2 separate regions of the Mus musculus genome follow, and region 2 is linked to region 1. Evidence: chromatin loops called from intact Hi-C (ENCODE). Cell type or tissue: gastrocnemius. All regions are shown on one strand.

The links. Hi-C counts contacts between places; a loop is a spot of excess contacts. Peaks named below come from ENCODE experiments on the same cell type or tissue, not always from the same donor. Only the 100,000 strongest peaks of a DNase experiment are listed, where the experiment ranks them.
Region 2: a loop joins it to region 1, with 2.4 times the contacts of the local background. A loop is called at or near these places in 1 of 42 quality-filtered maps.

What each region holds. Positions count from the first base shown.
Region 1 is chr5:51,550,245-51,555,244 of GRCm38, forward strand. Ppargc1a (peroxisome proliferative activated receptor, gamma, coactivator 1 alpha) reads right to left here and starts at 3,677. Exons shown (of 13, transcript NM_008904.2): 1 at 3,491-3,677. The coding sequence starts at 3,538. In gastrocnemius, no CTCF peak of the experiment used is centred here; DNase peaks (open chromatin) are centred at 2,435, 2,705 and 3,704; H3K4me3 peaks cover 3,820 bases; H3K27ac peaks cover 4,758 bases.
Region 2 is chr5:51,490,196-51,495,195 of GRCm38, forward strand. Ppargc1a (peroxisome proliferative activated receptor, gamma, coactivator 1 alpha) reads right to left here. Exons shown (of 13, transcript NM_008904.2): 5 at 4,406-4,610; 6 at 5-50. Among named protein-coding and RNA genes, the nearest start is that of Ppargc1a, 61 kb to the right of the region's middle. In gastrocnemius, no CTCF peak of the experiment used is centred here; no DNase peak of the experiment used is centred here.

The DNA of each region.
Region 1 (5,000 bases):
TTTATTTCTGGAGCTCCCCTGTCATCCCTGGCAGACTGTATTACACAGTCCGAATGCAGCAGTGTGATCTGAAGCTACACTCTGAGGAGGAGGCACAGGGAAAGGAGACAGGGAAGAGAGTCTGCATATCATGGCGCTTTGCCCACTAGACCACCAGGCCCCAGAGGATCCCCAAAGGCAGGCACATAACCACACCAAGAGAGAGCTGCATTCATTCTCTTCCCGTTGGGATTTTCTTTGTAACATCTGAGTGAGCCCAAAATTAGAGATCAGAAAACCTAGCTAGGTTTGTAAGTGGAAGTCTGACTATAAAGAGTAGATCTTGTCCAGATAGAGTTAGTGTTTTGTTATGGGTGTAACAATCCCAAGGCTCCATTTTTATCCACACTACACATCCCCAGAGCACAACCCCTTTTTATTAACTCTTCCTCAACTGTCAGCACAGAGATGAGGGGAGAACTTTGTCAACAAACAACACACAGGATGTCATGGGTGGAGGATTCCTTTAAAAACAAAGTGAAGAACCACAACCAAAATGAGCATCCAAAGGAAAGCTAAAGCAGAAGCCAGCCCAGTGTGCCTCTGGTACTTCTAGAGCTCGGAAGGCATGGCTTTCTGGGTGATAGTTTTCTGCCATTTTTCTTTAACCACTCTCTCTAAGGGAGACTAGTTTAAAGAACCTTTAACCTTCAAGGAAAAAAAAATATGTATTTGAGTATAACTTCTGACAACCACTGAACACATAAAGTTAATTTGTTTTAGCATTCTCTATTTTGCTTTCCCTCCCTCACCCACCCTCTCCCAATCGTGTGTGTGTGTGTGTGTATGTGTGTGTATTCATGCTTACTCTTGCACTATGCTCAAAATAGTGTTTATGCTTGCCAGTGTTGACATTCTGATCAAATCAGTGCTTCTGACTGTGGCATGATCCTACTTATCAAAAACACATTCGTAGAAGCAATTTCTTCTGTGATTAATTCATATTTGGACTTGGACAACGCCAGACCTATCAGACTGAGCCGAGTACCTGTCCTTGTCTGACATGCTGATATTGATGGCTGCCCTGTGCATCTGTAACAGGTGTGTCCTGCCTCAATTACACAGATACCCTACAGCCACTTTGCAACTCTGAAAGCAATTTCACAACTGTAGCCTTCGTTTTTTACAATAAGGTTTAAGAGGCCAACACAATCTCTAAACACAAAAGGCTAATTATTGTATGTTATTTCACCCCAACAGACAGTCTTTTCCCTTAGTTAAGAAGCAGACAATAAATTAGCTTAACTGCATGGATGATAATGATTCATTATAATTAAGTATAATTCTCCATTAACCTTTCAGAGATTTTGGTGCCATTGATGGTAAATTTTAAAGAGAGAGAGAAGAGAGAGTCAGTGGACTTGGCAGCCTTAATTAAATTAATAAAAAACAGAAACTTAACTTGTGATAAAAACAGTAGTTGAACTGGGAGGTATGGAGGCAGGTAAGAATGACAGTCTTCGTGAAGAGTGTCAGGTGATCTGTCTCTATCAATCTTAGTAACCTTATTGTACATCCCCTCCATTAAGCTGTGAAATACCAGGAGACTCTGAGTAGCTCTGGTGGTTTGGGTTTTTATTAACCAATACACTGTCCTGTCATTATGTGTGAAAGGACATAATAGGTTTGAAGATGACAGCAAGCATTAATGATTCAAAAAAATGGAAGCTGCCCACACTACCTGCTGCTTGTAATATTTCGACAGGCAGGAATGATTCCCAGAGCCACAGGCTCGAAGGCACGGGTTTCTAGCAGCTGGCTGTCTACTATGCCGCACTAACTGAGACTCAATCTAAGGCTGGACGCTGAGCCCCTATCCCCAACTCCTTAAGAAAAACAAAGAAAGAACAAACTTAAAGCCATGGTTATAAATGGCTATGGCGTTTATTTGCAAACAATCACAGGAATTCTGACTAAGGCAAATCTTCCTCATCTCCTTTAGATCACAGCTCTTCAGTCTCTGAGCAGTTTCGGAACGATCCAAGAGGTAAAAATGAAAGTGATTCGAAGAGAGCTATGGTGCCAGCCAGACAACCACCCACGGGTTACGCTGGCTACTCCAACAATTAGGACTTTGAATCCACTTAGAACTCTGACTTCAATAGCCAAGGGACACATGAATTATCTATATCTATTCTGCCTTGCCAAGAAATCACAAGATAACAATAATTATAACCTGCAAATCCGATCTGCCAAAGCCTAGGGAAAGCAAACGGAGCCAACATCTGCAGACCCAGCAAAGAGTTAAGGACCCAGGGCACGCCTGGCTAGATAGGAAAAATGCATTCGCAGGCGGCCTCGCCAAATCATTTTCACTTTAGATGTGTATCACTGCACCACACGGACATCTTATTTAATCAAATCACGTGTGGCACTTGACCCTCCCCCTTACCCTACGTGCCCCCGCTACCGGGAGGAAGCACCATTGTTAGTTAGCAGCTCCGATCCTCCGCGCAATTCAATTCGGGTCCATCTCACCAGAGTCCACAAAAGTTTCACTTGTTTTCCAACTTGCTCAAACTTTCCCCGAGAACATTCCATTGTACTGAATGCAAACACGCTGAAGTCCTCTGGCCCCAGCTAGACTCCAGAGATTACGGGGAAACTGCTTGTGTTTTTTCCTCCCCTGTATGAATTGTAGCCAGCAGAGACTGTGGAATTGATGTATTGCGGTCTATTTTTACACAAGCAGTGAGCTGCTCCACACACGGTCTGCATAAACTCCATTCTCTCCCGGCTTCAGGCAGCTCTCCGTGGTAGAGAGATTTAACCGTTCGGTTTCTCGCCACAGAAGCAAACAGAAAGCTTTGGTCTCTTAAGGCTGGGATTTTTTTTTTTTTTTTTAACTCGCTAGCCAACCCTTTCAGCCGCACACAAGTGTTTTAAAGGAAACAGCACTGTCGTTTTGTGTTCTGTGGGAAAAGCAACCTAACTCAGACCCAGCAGGAATATTTAGGGTCTTGTAAATTCTCTGTTTAATGAACAGAGAGAGGAGGGCGGAAAAGATAAATCCTGACGAGAGTCAAAACGGACTCTCTTTTTAACACAATTCATTTTAATGTTTATCTTCATTTTCTTATAAATAGAAATGGCATTTTTCCAAGCAGGCCACTGAACACTGGAAAGACTTCAGCTCCTGATTCATATCAATATCTTAGAGCATAAATATTGCATATGAGTAGAAACAGAGCCAAAGGCACATGGAAAGAGTTTCTAACTGCTACAGATACTGATGACAGCAGCTAAGCTTTGATTTGCTCAAGGCATCTCCGAGCCACCTTAAAATAGCAAACTTATTGGAGTTAAGATAAGATGGAGATTTCCCCCTCCAAAAGCTCCCGCTGAGCCACTTTCTATGTCCCCTCCTCTCCCCTAGCCCATCCCCCCCCCCCTCCAGGAATCATTGCATCTGAGAGAAGCTCCGGTCCTGCAATACTCAGCCCCAGCTCACCTCTATGTCACTCCATACAGAGTCTTGGCTGCACATGTCCCAAGCCATCCAGCTCCCGAATGACGCCAGTCAAGCTTTTTCAACTCCAATCCACTCTGACACACAGCACACACTCATGCAGGCAACCAGCCCCTTACTGAGAGTGAACTGAAGGCACCTGTCTTACTACAGTCCCCAGTCACATGACAAAGCTATTAAAAAGTAGGCTGGGCTGTCACTCACCCAGCCTCCCTTCTCCTGTGCAAGCTTGCTGCACAAACTCCTGACGTCACTCCAAGGCAGCCCTCTGCCTCAGTGAAGTAACGCTTAGAGAGAGAGGAAAAAAAAAATAGAAGAAAGAAAAGGAAACACTTGGCCTTTGGGAGGCTTCAAGCATCACACTGTGACTGAAGCCAGCTTTGAATGCCACCAACTCTAAACCGGAGCCCTGCTCACATAATAACTCAAATCTCCTGCAATCTTTTTTTTTTAAATTTATTTTCCATCCAAAACAGGCAAATAGCAAAGATCCCCTGTTACTGACACAGTAACTACACCCTTGCCTAAAATGTGTGTGCTTTAAGAAATGGTTTCCAAGTAGCCCCAGACTCAGCTTGGAACTGAAGCAAGCGCTCCTCATGTGATACATTTTCATGAGATTCTTTTTTTTCCCTCCCTATTAGAGGAGTGTTTGAAGGCAACACCCCCGATTTTCTTTCTCTCTCTCCTTTCTTTCCTTCCTTCCTTCCTTCCTTTCTTCCTTTCTTCCTTCCTTCCTTCCTTTCTTTCTTTCTTTCTTTGTTTCTTTCTTTCTTTCTTTCTTTCTTTCTTTCTTTCTTTCTTTCTTTCTTTCTTTCCATGTTTAGTCAACAAAACCGCCACATTTGTTTAGGTCTAAACAAATTTCTCTACCCCAAATCAGCTGTCTCCTTGGCAGTAGAGAATGCAGTCTCCTAAACTGTTACTGCAGTTTGCCTTGCTCCTTGTAAAGCAAGCAAGCCACAACACCCTAGACTCTTGGGTTCCCCCTCATGATTCTTTCCGTGGATCTCATAGGCTCCCAGAAAACAAATGCTAGAAAATACAATTGCTGCTGCCATCCCTGAAACAGCTTAGCTACTCACCTGCCCCCACCCCTTATTTCTTTTCTCATATGTAGCACAGTCTTCCTCATGGCTTCAGGGTGCCTTTTTGAATAAACATTGGACTCCAACCCTAGTGCCTTGGGCTGTACAGTTTGTTTTTGAAATCAAGAATGTCCAGGGAATGAAGGAAAAACACTGAAATGGTATCAGCAGAGATACTCATTTCTTGAGCTTTGCTTACTAATACTTTTTTGTCGTTCCTGAGTCAATGAGGGGTAATGCAGGTGCCACTGTTTTTCCTGTGACATTACAGACAGAGGACATAACCAACTCTCAGCACTTTCCATAACACTTGGGTGCTCAGACTTAACCCTTCCAGGCCCAGTGAGAAATGCACAGGGGACCTTTGAAAACATATTTTCACAATACCTCAAACCCCACAGACT
Region 2 (5,000 bases), 60 kb before region 1:
TTACTTTGGTGACTCTGGGGTCAGAGGAAGAGATAAAGTTGTTGGTTTGGCTAAAGGAAAGAAGAAGAAACTAATTATAAAATATTGAGTCTTTTTCAGATCGACTTTCTGCTATATTTAAGTAGGAAACAACTAGGCAACTGGAAGAATAGACTAAGGAAACCCCAGAATGTTGGCTAAAAGTCAGATTACAGTCTCTTATGCTAAAATAAACTCCAAACAACATTTGAATCAGTACAATAGCATTAGACAACATATACAAACACAGAGTTTTCCAACAAATGCATCATCTCGAGAAGGACACAAAATTTGCATCATACCATCAAAGAGAAATATTGTTTTCTGTTTTTTAATTTGGAATCAGTACACGGTTTGTTTAGACAAGGAAACAGCAGACTAACTACAAGGTGACAGATCGTTATGAATATTCAGTTGATTTTACTCCTAAAACGTATAGTTTTATATCTAGCTCTGAGAATAGGAAATTTCTATGAGATGACTAAGGCCCAAGTAATAACCATTCTATTCACGGAAAATTAGTTGAGCGATGATGACAAATTGTCGCCATTGACCCAGATGGCTTAAATGGAGTTTGCATCCCAAATCTGATAGACAACAGAAAACATCCTAGTTTTCAGTTAAAAGATCAATGGATATTTTTCTAAAGCTCACTATTCCATTCTCTCCTTAAGTGTCACCTGATCTCACTCCCTTCAATGTCTTTTCTCAACAAGAAATACATGAGTAGGAAACTTCCCATTCTGATAGGTTAACTGCTCCTCCATGTCAGCCCTCTAATTTGAGTGGGAAGAATATAGATGATGGGAAATATATTATGTATATATATGCTTATCTATGGAGATGTATGCATGTAAGCTTTTGTCTTTTTTTTTTTTCTGTTAACTACTTTCAGAAAGTCAAGAGGTAGTTAGTTACATGTGAAATGAAGATCATAGATTTGAAACAAAGAGTCTCTACAATAGTTTCTTACTTTACGGTTGAATACTCTGAGACACAAAGATGCTAAATGATGCCTACAGGACCATAAAATGGATTCTTGCCAGATTTAGGTACTCCGATATTTCCTTCCTCCTATTATCAAAAGGAATTAAATTTAATGCACTTTAAAGTAAGTTAATCAACCCTAGTAATTAAGGTCCTTTGCAATGTAAAAATATTATTTATGTCCAAATTAGTCTGGAATAAGGTACTTTATGTGGAAAAATAGTATTTACATATTTAATTTGTGGACTAGGACTTAGTTTTTAAACAATTGAATAGTAAGTATATCATCTATCCGATGTGCATCCAGAAATATGAAGCTCACGCTGTCTTCTACAAATTAGGTACATTGATTAATTGGCTTTTACATATATACAGATAGATGAGCTGATTGTACATTAATTTTTGAGTATGCCTAATTTAATCAGCCTTTCAAAAAGAATGAATTTATGAACAAATTTTACTCACTTTTATGGTATTTCTCTAATAGCCAGGATAATTTACACAGGTTCTATAGAAAATATCATCCAATAAGGATCAACGAACTTTTAAATCACACAATAAATGCACATTGAAAAGCAGAAATAGAGATGTAGAAAAGGCACGTTAAATGCTTATACAAATGTTTCAAAAATCCAGATAGCTAGGTACAGGGAAGCCCAAAGCAACAGAGGAGAAGAACTGGCCACAAGCAAGCTCAAAGCCAGAAGAGGCAAGTAGGTAATGAAAAGTGTGCTCAAAGGGTTTAGTCCTGCGGCCACCCTCAGACTAGAACCCTGACTTGAAGATTGGAACACACAGGTTATCTCATGAGGGCCACTAAGTTCATTTACAAGCACTGCCTGACCACAGGGTGCTAGGACCCTCACATTATGCTTCATGAAGATGCTATTTTTGAGTGAATAGATGATACTCAGCACACACTATCAACTAGGCAATTAGCATGAGGAACTAAATAATTCATGATGCCATAGTACAACAAAGAGTAGATCAAAAGCCCAATCAGGGACACACACCTAGAACACGGAAAGAAAGTCACCTAACCATTCTCATCAAATGATCTCTGACTGTTTGTGTGAGTTCTACTTTCTAATTTTGAATAACTTAACTAATCTTGGAGAGTAAGCACCTATTGGTTATTAATAGCATGCCAGGCTTCATTTCTCCCAGGCTTCTAACAACTATGGCATTTCTTTTCTGTTTGAATCAGCAGGCTTTGCTCTGTGATGAGCCTTTTAGGACTTGCCACAAATTTTTACTTTAAAAAAAATCTGCATATTGCCTGTCTCCCTCAGAGATTCCATCTTCCAGGAACCTATTTAATTGTTCAATGCCATCATTTGTAAAAGTTTACAGTAATATTTACTAGTTGGTGAACTTTAAGAAAATCTCAAAATCTAAAAGAATACAGGAGAGAAAGAGAGAGAGAGAGAGAGAGAGAGAGAGAGAGAGAGAGAGAGAGAGAGAGAGAGAACTTTAAACTACATGCTTATTGACCAGGTTCCTGAACATGGGATTTCAAAGAGCCTAAAACTCTCAGTTCAGCTCCAGGAAATGAATGGCGCATGGTGAATTGATCAGGAGGAGCCTTGGACACTTCACTCACTCACTAGATCAAGTTCAGTGGGCTCCTTTTCCTGGGCCTCCAACATCATCAATTTGTCTACTAAAACAAAACCAACACACAAATGATGGAGAGTGTGATCGGTAGCCAATCCTGGCAGGCAAAGCCGTAAGGGCATTTGGTCCATTTAGTGACACTTAGTTCACCAAAGTGACAGGAAGAGATGAACAGCAAATTTGACACATCCGACAAGGAAAGAACAAACACAAAAAAATCTAATGGAGAGCCAATTAAAAATATTAAAGGAAAATTCCTTAAAGTACTCTAAAGTAGGAGGGCAGAGGAATTACAAACCCCAAGAAAAAAAATTATTTAAAAGTACAAATTTATTCAACTCATTAAAACTTTAAGAATTATATAATAATATTTGGCATTTGGGGGCATATGAATAAAACTGTTACCTTCTTTTTCCATTCACATTTGAGGACTGGAGGGCCAGAGCTAAGAAAGAAGTCTTAACTAATAATCTTCTCTCATTCTTTCTTATGACACTGAATAGTTTGGTAATTTTCTGCGAAAATGTGCTGTCAATTATTCTGTCACCTTTGCTAGGTTTTATATTAATTATGAAAATATTGACATGTTGCTGCTGTTTCCTTAGCCTACAATGACTATTCAACTGCATAAATGTTTTTAAATATCAAAAAAATATCATCATCATCTCCTAAGCAGCAGCAGCAGCAGCAAATCTGTATGAAATGATCACACTTCAAACAAGACAGGGTCTACTTAAAACCCTGAAGCTGTAGTTTAGAGAACCGGAAACACACGAGAGGCATGTTTGTAGCTACTACAGAATATGTCTGCTTCTAGGACATGATTCCAGGTAGTAAGCAGAAGCTGGCATCTTTTTAAAGAAACAATTACTTTCATCAAACTCTATGCTTCCCGGACTTCAACATTTGGAATAGGAAGAGGTGAGAGAGAAAAAGTGTTTCTCTGCCAAGAGAGATTTGCCCCAAATCACCGAATGTGCCTTGGAAGCACCAGCCTCCTGGCTACATATGGGACTAATAAAGATCAACCCAGGTGTTTTCTTTAATCTATGTAATATTTTCTAAATACACAAGGCAGAGGAAATCAGAAATTTCCAAAATTCTTATATGCAAAGTAAAAAAAAAAAAAATCTGTGAGCATAGCAGGTGGTCTGGAGAGATGGCTCAGTGGTTAAGAGCACTGGTTGCTCTTCCAGAGGATCCAGGTTCAATTCCTAGGTTCAATTGTCAGCTCCCAACTGTCTATAATTCCAGTTCCAGGGGATCTGACACCCCCCCCCCATAGCAATACGCATAAACTTAAGTAAAAAATTAAATAAGTAAATAAAATAATAGCTTTAAAAAAAGTAAACTGAGAATGCATTTAATCAGAGAGACTACGTAATGCTATTTCCTGCTTCTCGGGGTAGATGGAGATGTCCAGTGTCTCATTTTTCCATGACTGGAAAGGGAAAATCAAAGAGCCCCACAAAGAACTGGCAAACGATCGCACTTAACAGTCAATGATCTCAGTAATCCAGATAAGCCTCAAAGGTATTGTGATCCCAGCGGCCCTACTCCACCCAGCTAACAATCCAGGTGTCTTTAGAGCTCATTTCTCATGCTACCCATCAGCTGAACGGGATGCAATGATTAACCTGTGTCCGTGGAAGACCTTCACACCCCGTCCCTCCCCTTGCCTCACACAAACAGAGATGGGATGAAGCGTGGGGTCCCTGTGTTGAAACTTCACCCCTGTGTTCAGCGCCCCTGCTGGCTGCTCGCTCTTCTTGGACCGGCCTACCTTGAGCATGTTGCGACTGCGGTTGTGTATGGGACTTCTTTTTCGAAGCACATTTGTCTCTGCTGCTGTTCCTGTTTTCTGTGGGTTTGGTGTGAGGAGGGTCATCGTTTGTGGTCAGATACTTGAGAAGCTCTGAGCAGGGACGTCTTTGTGGCTTTTGCTGTTGACAAATGCTCTTCGCTTTATTGCTCCATGAATTCTCGGTCTTAAAAACAAGGCATAAAGAAAGCTAAAATTAGTGAAGTGAACCTTATCAGCAAGGATATAGGTTTTCTGAAGAGATGAGATTTTTTTCGGCGGAGTGCTCAGTCTAAGTGTACTGGATCTATGAGCTGTGAATAATTGTTTGCAGAACAAGGGAGAAAATTACATTTAAAATTCCTAAATGTCATTTATGCAGCTTTTTATTTCATTTCTCCTACATCCCGATGTTCCTACTCAGCAACATGTAACTAACAAGACCCTACAGCGCCTTTACTGTGAGGAAAGGGAAAAAAAAAAAGCTACTTTAAACCTTAATTTACCACTGGCTGCTGAAGCCCAGTATTCACAACTCTCTTAAGTACCCCTTAACGCTTCGCTTTCGCTCACAGCG